2 separate regions of the Mus musculus genome follow, and region 2 is linked to region 1. A link is a contact called in ENCODE POLR2A ChIA-PET data. All regions are on one chromosome and are shown on one strand. Each heading gives the region's core, a stretch centred on a gene start or an enhancer-like site at or near the end of the contact. The rest is flanking DNA. Distances are from core to core; before and after follow the strand shown.

Region 1 (4,079 bases), core at 921-3,420:
GGCTCTGGGGAGCTCTCTGCTGCCTTGTTTGTAGTAACCGCTGTCCCTTTTTTCCTTAGCAATGGTGGATGTCATCTTTGCCGATGTGGCCCAGCCAGACCAAACCCGAATTGTGGCCCTGAACGCCCACACCTTCCTGCGGAATGGAGGACACTTTGTGATTTCCATTAAGGTATGGGTCTTGCCATGTAAGGTTGAGTAACCCTAGAGTGTGGTGTGGGTGCTTTGTCTCTGTGGCTGAGCAGGTTATGGCGCCTTAGCCTATCTGACTTGTTTATTAGTCCTCCTTATGGCTGAAATAAAGACTGATAGCTGCTAAGCATTTGGAGCAGATTGTGGGGTACAATATTAACTGCAGCAGGTACATTTTTCAAAACATTTTAATTTTAAATAGGGAAAACTCTCGCGCATCCTCACCATGTTCAAAACTGGCCAACCTATTGCTACACTTGTTTTTGGGTTTTTTTTTTGTTTTGTTTTGTTTTTGTTTTTTCAAGACAGAGTTTTCTCTGTATAGCCCTGGCTGTCCTGGAACTCAACTCTGTAGACCAGGCTGCTATTGCTACATTTGTTCTGTTTTTGCCAGCTGGGCTTCCAGGATATGGAAGAAAATTCCTGACCTTAAACACTGCCTTAGATAAATGAAATAACCTGTTTCCAATGTGAGCCAAATTAAAACTTCTTTAATGAAGTTAGAAAATTGGGAAAGCCTGGGTCTCCAAATCTGTAACTTAGTCCTGACTCCTTTCTAGGCCAACTGCATTGACTCCACTGCGTCAGCAGAGGCTGTGTTTGCATCTGAAGTGAAGAAGATGCAGCAGGAGAACATGAAGCCGCAGGAGCAGCTGACGCTAGAGCCTTATGAGCGAGACCACGCCGTGGTTGTCGGTGTGTACAGGTGAGTGTCACAACAGACCTCTCCCTTACCTGTGGCCCTGAGAAGCCAAAAGTGGTTACAACTCGACCCCCTCTGATTTCCTCACAGGCCACCTCCCAAGGTGAAGAACTGAAACTCAGAGCTGTCTGGATTGAAGAGATGTGTGTTGTTACTGTTGCACGTGTGGCTTGTGATTTTTTGGGGGCGGGGGAGTTGTTTTGTTTTTCTATTAAAAGACTCATCTGTCTCCCCTGTCTGGTGCCTATTGCTAAGTGGCCTCGAGACGCATGCGCCCTTGATCAACTTTGTGTGCTTCGGGGGGTGGTGCCTGGAAAGTTTCATCCGGTCACATGGTGCATGCTCCATTGGTGGCTGCTCCGCACGTGCGCGGCTCAGCACCCTTAAGGCGCAGGCGCACTGTGCTCCGCTAGGTCACGTGAATGATGTGGGGGCGGAGCCGGGGCAGGGGGGCCGGTTTGTTGTGGTCGCCATTTTGCTGGTTGCATTACTGGGTAATCGGGGCCCTGGCTCGCCGCGTCCACCGGACACCCTCAGCCAGTGGGCAGGTCTGAGCTCGGGCTCCCCGAGCAGTTTGAATCCCCTTACCCACGCCCTCAGGTAAGGGTGCTGCGACGGGCGGGGCGGCACGCTTGGGTGGGGGGCAGGCCGGGAACCGCCCTGCCCGTCCCCGCGAGATTTAGCAAGGGAAAGGAGGGGGCTTTGGGCCGTTGCAGCGGAGTCCGGCTCTTCATAGCTGGATTCCTGGAAGAGGCTGAGCCCGAGGGAGCCGTCCTGAGAGGGAGTCGGGGAGGGGGCAGCCAGGCCCCACTCCCGCCCTTTGTTTGGGCTCGGCTGCGCTGGCCGCTTCGCTGTCGCCTAGCAACAGCTGCCCTGAGTGCTAATTGGTTAAGCTCTTGGCAGCAACAACCAATGGCGCGGTTGTTGCCATGGGAGGTGCGGCCTGCCGGGCTCTCTTGGGCCCCGCCCGCCGGGACTCCACTGGCCGGGGCGGGCCTGCCGGGTGGGGGGCGGGACGCCAGGGTCCCTGGGGGCGGGTGGCCACGCGGGGCGGGGCTGGGCCGTAGGGCGAGGGTTAACCCGCCCCTCCCCCGTCCACCTGCTGTCCCCTTCCCCCGCGTGCCCTGGTCTGACCCTCGTCCCCTCCTTTCCCCGCCCCTCCCCCTCGGTGGCAGTGGCGGCGGCTGCTGTTGTCACCCACCGGGCCGCCTGTCCCGCTTGCCCTCACCGCCGCGGGGCTGGCTAGGCTAGCCGGGCCGGGGACAGGCGGCCACCTCCTCATCGCCGCCGCCACCACCACCGCCGCCATGCTGGCCGCTCGCCCACCGCACTGGGGTCCCCATCGCGCTCCAGCCCCCCGTGGGCCCAGCGCCATCCCTGACCCGGGTAGGGGTGGGAGCTGTAAGAGCTGGTCCTAGTGTGGGAGGGCTCGGGAAGAGGTTGTTTATCTGTGAAGCCCCAATAAAGGGGACCTGGAGTGGCAAGACATAGCATAGAAGGGGATCTGACAAGGGGGAGGCTCCTAAGAAGGGGATTTTGTTCCGAAGGACACTTTTAGTGAGTGAAGTCTTGTGCGATATTTAGGGATTTGGCTGTCAGGCCCTTCTAGGAATAGGCTCAATTGTGGAATGACCCAGCGTAGAAATAGAGGAGCTAGCAAGGACCTCAGGGTAAAGAAGAAAAAGACCGTGACTCTTAGATGTTGAAAAATGACACCTCTCCCTTGTTTTCCTGAGGAGTAGGGGTCTTGGAGTAATGGGGGAATCCTAGTGGGATAAATATAGACTGCTTAAAAGAAGGATCTCTGGTTCCAGAGACCTCATATAGGGAGCAGGGAGCGGTCTTGGAGTATGGAGTCGGTCCCAGGGGAAAGTGCCGAGGTGGTTGAAACATCTATAGCTTGCATGTAAAGGAGTTCTCAGATAACCTTGGGTTTGCTGGGAGGTCCATAAGGACTGCTATGTTCTTTAGAATAGAAAGAAACTAGTGGGTAGACTGGGCTTGAAATTGGGCCCTTGGTGTTGAGGGAAGACGGTGTGAGGGCGGGGCCTTATCTGAGGGACTCAGGCTGGCCACCAGTAAAATTTTGAAGGACTGAGTTCTACTGCCCAGACTCTACACGGTTTCTGCCTTCTTTTGCTCTCCTAATTCCTGGCCTCTTTCTATCCCTCCTGCCCTGGCCTTGTACCCACCCTCTCCCACCCCTGTCTGGCTCTGATGGCTCCCTTTTACATCTCTGGATGTGATGCTTCATTCATTTTTTTTGGCTCCTCATTTGTTGAGAGACACGCTGTGCTAACCCACTTGCTACCCTTTCTGTTTGTACATGGCTACCTGGTGCTGGTGCTCTGCCCTGTCCCCTGTCTCCCCCTGGTCCTGCCCCTAACTCATACCCACCTCTTCTGACTGACCCTGACCTACATGCCTTCTTGTTCCATGTTGTCTTCCCACTTCCTACCTGCTCTCAGGTCTCAGCGGCGGTGGCAGCCGAGGTGCAGGATGCGAGAAGGCGCCCCCCGGCCGGGCTCCCGCTCCAGGCCTCACGCCCCTGCGGCCCTCTGAGCCCACCATGGCCGTCCCACCAGGCCATGGTCCTTTCTCTGGCTTTCCGGGGCCCCAGGAACACACACAGGTAGGCATTCAGCTGGCTTCTCACCTGCCTGAGGATTGAAGGGTCTCCAGACAAGAGCATGATTGTTGGAGGATCTCTGGGGACTTTGGAGGCCTCACAGTCCACCCTCATTCCTGCTGAGGACGGAATCCTTGAGCTTCTCCGTGGCCTGCCCTCTCACAGCATGGTTTTGAAGTGTAATGTGTGTCTTGGGTCAGAACTGTCACTGGCACAGAGCAGACAGGAACACAGGTCTGAAGGTTCACAACAAGAACGAGGTCTGGAGTAAGGGGCATGAGAGAGATGTCGAGGGGGGTGGAAATGAGAATAAGCTGAGACCAGGGAGACTAACCCAGTCCAGGAGCTTTGTAACTGGGCAGAAACACTCACTTGAGAGTGAGGACATGGATACAGGGAATTCATTGGCATGGTTCCCCATAATGGTGGTCTCAGGTGCAAAGATTCAGGGGTAAACACCCAGATATGGAGCAAAAGAGCTGACCTGGGGCAGAATGGAAGGCCAGAGGTAAATCACTCATTTCACATAATGAACAGATGAATGGGGAGCCCACA
Region 2 (4,385 bases), core at 463-2,962, 170 kb after region 1:
CAACATGATTATCACTTATGTGTCTGAAAGACGTTTATCTGCTGAAGATTGTGGTAGTGGGTCAGAAATCCAGAACATCAGCCCTACTGTTTCCTGTGAGCGTGTTCAAGCATGCATAACTGCTTGCACACAGAGCCCAGTGGTTTTCCCCTAACTTCCCAGCTCCAAGAAGGAGTTACCACTGCCAAGGCATGGTCACGCCAGTGTGGACAGTGCTATGCTTTGGTTTGGGCTGGCCTGGAGCACTGACCTTTAATCCAGAGATCCACTGTGTGTCTTCCATCTTATTACATTCAAGTGTGTGTCTGTGTATGCGCGTGCACATGTGGAGCTTGGAAGACAGCCTGCAGGAGTTTGTTCTCTCCTTCTACTCTGTGAGTCCCAGGAACCAAACTCGGGCCCTCAGGCTTGGGCATTTCGCTAGCTAGTTTCTTTTCTTTCTGAAGCAGGGTCACATGTAGCCCAGGCTGGCCAGATATTCATAATGAGGAGAGGATGGCGTCGGGATTCCTCCTGACCCTTCCTCCTCCTTCCAAGTGTTAGTGTTACAGGTGCACATGACCATACCTAGTCTTTTTGTTGACAACTCTGCCTTCCAAATGTCTCCACATCCCTTAATGTCCTCCACACCCTGTGCTGCAAGAGAAACTGAGGCAATCCTGAGAAGCTGTTGCCCAGTGACTTAGAACAATTCTGGGGTGGGTACTATGGAAAAGTTAAAAGCTGGTTTTCCTCAGGTTGGTAGGCTGGAGAATTCTGTGGAGTAAACACATAGAGCGGAGGGTTTAGAGGAGCATTACGGTCACTTGGAAGTTGGAAAGATGGTGGTTAAAAGCACTAACTGCTTTTCCTAGAGAGGACCTGAGTTTGGTTACAGGTACACAAGTTGGGTGTGGCTCAGACACCCTGTAACTACATTTCCAAGGAGATTGGAGGCCTCCCTCGGGAACCTGCCCTCGAAAAAAGTATTAAATCTTAAAACAAGGCTACTTGGAGGATTCTGGATAATGATCTAAGATAACTGCCCTGAAGACAGGTCCTGAGGGTAGTTCTCTAGGGGAGGGTCAAGCTGGGAGAACAATGTCCCTGGAGCAGTTGCTGGGGAGAGGAGCCACCAAAGAGGTAGTTAATTTTGGCAGCGAAAGCAGGCGAAGGCCCGAGTCTGTGAGGAAAAAAAACGTATATAAGGCACAACCAGAAGGCAAGAGAAGTTTATTTAGGAGAGCGCTGGAAAGGGCTTTTAAGGGGTCAGGTTTCCTGGGAAGAAGAGGAAGGCAATTCTGGTGAAAGGCTGATTCGCGACGGGGGATCGTAAGGGCTAGGAAAGAGGGTTCTGGAGGCAAGATTCTGAAAAGCCAGCTTGACTTAGCATAGTGGATGCGGGAAGACTCCGATGGGATGGGGATCCTGGGAAAGGGTGGGAGGAAGAGGGTGAGAATCGGCCTGGAGAAGCGCCGAAGGAGAGCATCGAAGAGCAGGAATGTCTATAAGAACTGGCCGAAAGTCAAGACCAAGGCTGCGGAAAAGCAATGGAAAAAGGAGGCCAGCCCCATCTTCCGAGTTCTGGACGGAGTCCCCACCCTCCGGGTCCCGCACAGCTCCGCCCCTTCCCCTCCGACACCGCCCCCTCCCTTGCCTGAAGGCGTTCCCGCCGCAATTCACACGTCCCCTCTCAGGCTTCGACGTCAGCCGTAAAGCCCGCTTCTGTCGTGACGTAGCACTCAATGCGCCTGCGCAGACCCTGAAAAATCGGCTGGGTTGGCCCCGCGCTTCCCTTTTCCGGTCGCGGCGCTGCGCGGTGTGGAGCTCGTGCTTGTGCTCGGAGCTATGCCGTCCAAGGGTCCGCTGCAGTCCGTGCAGGTCTTCGGACGCAAGGTGTGCCAGGGGCGGCATAGAAAGAGGTGGGGGTGGGGAGGGGGGTGAGAAGGCCCTGGCTGGGTGACATGATGAGCTGGGGCCCGCTGAGCCAGGGTCCCGCGCTCACACGGCCCCGCCGTCTCCCTCGCCCTTCACAGAAAACAGCCACGGCTGTGGCCCACTGCAAACGGGGAAATGGGCTCATCAAGGTGAACGGACGTCCCCTGGAGATGATCGAGCCGCGCACGCTGCAGTACAAGGTGTTGGGGTCGGGCATGGGCGTCCGGGTGGCGAGACGGAAGGGAAGGCCCCGGGATGATAGGGAGTTGAGGTGGGGGAAGGAGGATGGCTTACCTCGCGGTAGACCTTAACCTGGGCTCGGGAAAGATGAAGTCGGAGCTGGTAAAATACATGAAAACGTGGCCTATTCTATAACCTCGAAGCTCTCCAGATGCGAGGGGCCCGTGGCCAGGAGAATAGCACAGTGTATCCGACCTAATTGACGATTTCTGGTCTAGAAGTATGAGTTTACAGCTCATGTGTATACTCCTAGCTCCTTGGAGGATAGCATACTACGAGTTACGAATCCAAAGCGCCGCCGTTTAGGTCAGCATGGGGCTACAACGTGGAACCTTGAAAAATACAATAGGAGTCCTCTGAAGTCTAACATTGGTAGCACTTGTATGGGTTTTTGTTGAACTAGTGGGCAAAAACTGGAAAACAAGTGCAAGAACAAATCCTCTTTTGCAACCCAGAACTCATTGTTGTATGAGTTTTGGTACATGTAAGAAGGAATATCATACCTTGCAGACAATGCATTCTAATGGTAGTGTTGATGTTAATGCCACTAGACCCCCGTGCTTAGTCTAATCCAAGTCTGTCAGGTGACTAAAAAGGACAGTCTGTCAGTTTATTTGAACGATTGGTGTGTGTACCCTGTGTTGTGAATTGGGCCAACACCAGTGATGGAGGTGGCTCTAGGCCTGCCACTCGGGGAGCTTCTGGATAGACTGGTCCTAGGTATTGGACAAATTTGATCCAAAGAGAAGATGGAATGACCACTGTGAGAACAGTGGACCTGTCTGACCTTGCTTCCTGTTTGGGGAAGTTCATAGTTGCCTGTCACTCCATGATTCCAGCTCCTCGGTGTCTCAGGCCCTCTTCTGGTCTCTATGGGCACATATACATGGGACTCTGAGGGGCACAGGGATCCTAGGATAGGCTGCCTCCTTGATTCTGGTGATGGTGGGAACCACACAAAGGGAGATGATGAATGTCCATGGAGAGTGGTTAAGTCAGGGTATGACTTAACTCCCTAACCCCATATTTTCCCATTTCTCTAGTTACTGGAGCCTGTTTTGCTTCTGGGCAAGGAGCGATTTGCTGGTGTGGATATTCGGGTCCGTGTGAAGGGTGGTGGACATGTGGCCCAAATTTATGGTAAGTCTCAGGATCTAAGCCTATGGGTGTGAGGCAGCTCCTGGAAGGACTGGGTCTTCACTAAGCTTTTTGGTCATTGTGTCTTGCAGCCATCCGACAGTCCATCTCAAAGGCCCTGGTAGCTTATTACCAAAAATGTGAGTGAGAGCTGGTCTTTCATTTCATGGCGGGTGGGCTATGTGGTAGGACCAAACTAAAGGTCTTGTCTATTAATCTCCAGATGTGGATGAAGCCTCCAAGAAGGAGATCAAAGATATCCTCATCCAATACGATCGGACCCTGCTTGTAGCTGACCCCCGTCGCTGCGAATCCAAAAAGTTTGGAGGTCCTGGTGCCCGTGCCCGATACCAGAAATCCTACCGATAAGCCCATCTCAAGGATCGGGGTTTACCTTTGTAATAAACATCCTAGGATTTTAACGTTCCTGTTTTTGTGTTGGTCTCTTTTTGTAGTATTAGTGTGGTTGGACAGTGCAAGAAACTCCCTTAGTAAGTGGCACTAAGGAGTAATGGCTGCCTTCCAGAGCATTTGAGCTCTGTTTTTGTGTGTATACGCTTGCTTGCTTATTTATTTATTTATTTTTACTTTTTTGTTTGTTTTTTTTTTTGTTTTTCGAGACAGGGTTTCTCTGTGTAGCCCTGACTGTCCTGGAACTCACTTTGTAGACCAGGCTGGCCTTGAACTCAGAAATCCATCTGCCTCTGCCTCCGGAGTGCTGGGATAAAAGGTGTACGCCACCATGCCTGGCCCCTATTTTTTTTTTTAAAGACCTGGTTTTTCTTGGCCCCTGGCTATCCTAGAACTCAACTATATCGACTCCAGAGCTGTGCCTCCTTCTGATTCACGAGTGCTGGGAATAAAGGCGTGGACCACCACATTTAATCCTCTCTGGCCTTTATGGTTTGTAGAGATGGCAGGTAGAAGGCTTAGTTTGTTTCCCTTGGGTGGAATGCATGGTGGGCAGAGCCTGGGTTTTTATGTTTATGGGTGTATGTAAGTGCATGTAGACATCAGAGGGCCATCTTGGATGTTCAAATGCTGCCCACCTTAAATTTTGTTGAAAGATTCTTTGTTACTTATGTGTATGA

What was found. ChIA-PET counts read pairs that join two places held with the same protein, here RNA polymerase II (POLR2A).
Region 2: POLR2A ChIA-PET joins it to region 1 with 16 read pairs in embryonic stem cell. The contact joins the promoter of Rps16 here to the promoter of Dyrk1b in region 1. POLR2A ChIA-PET finds 5 or more read pairs at or near these places in 4 of 5 experiments (Patski and embryonic stem cell).

Annotation. Positions count from the first base shown.
Region 1 is chr7:28,178,146-28,182,224 of GRCm38, forward strand. It overlaps Dyrk1b (dual-specificity tyrosine-(Y)-phosphorylation regulated kinase 1b), which reads left to right and starts at 2,171. Exons shown (of 11, transcript NM_001271370.1): 1 at 2,171-2,281; 2 at 3,364-3,527. The coding sequence starts at 2,203. Fbl (fibrillarin) reads left to right here. Exons shown (of 9, transcript NM_007991.3): 7 at 60-172; 8 at 753-898; 9 at 986-1,124. The coding sequence ends at 1,010.
Region 2 is chr7:28,348,977-28,353,361 of GRCm38, forward strand. Rps16 (ribosomal protein S16) reads left to right here and starts at 1,713. Exons shown (of 5, transcript NM_013647.2): 1 at 1,713-1,875; 2 at 2,016-2,117; 3 at 3,201-3,297; 4 at 3,387-3,434; 5 at 3,518-3,722. The coding sequence starts at 1,828. The coding sequence ends at 3,663. AF357399 (snoRNA AF357399) reads left to right here and starts at 2,564; the gene lies at 2,564-2,657.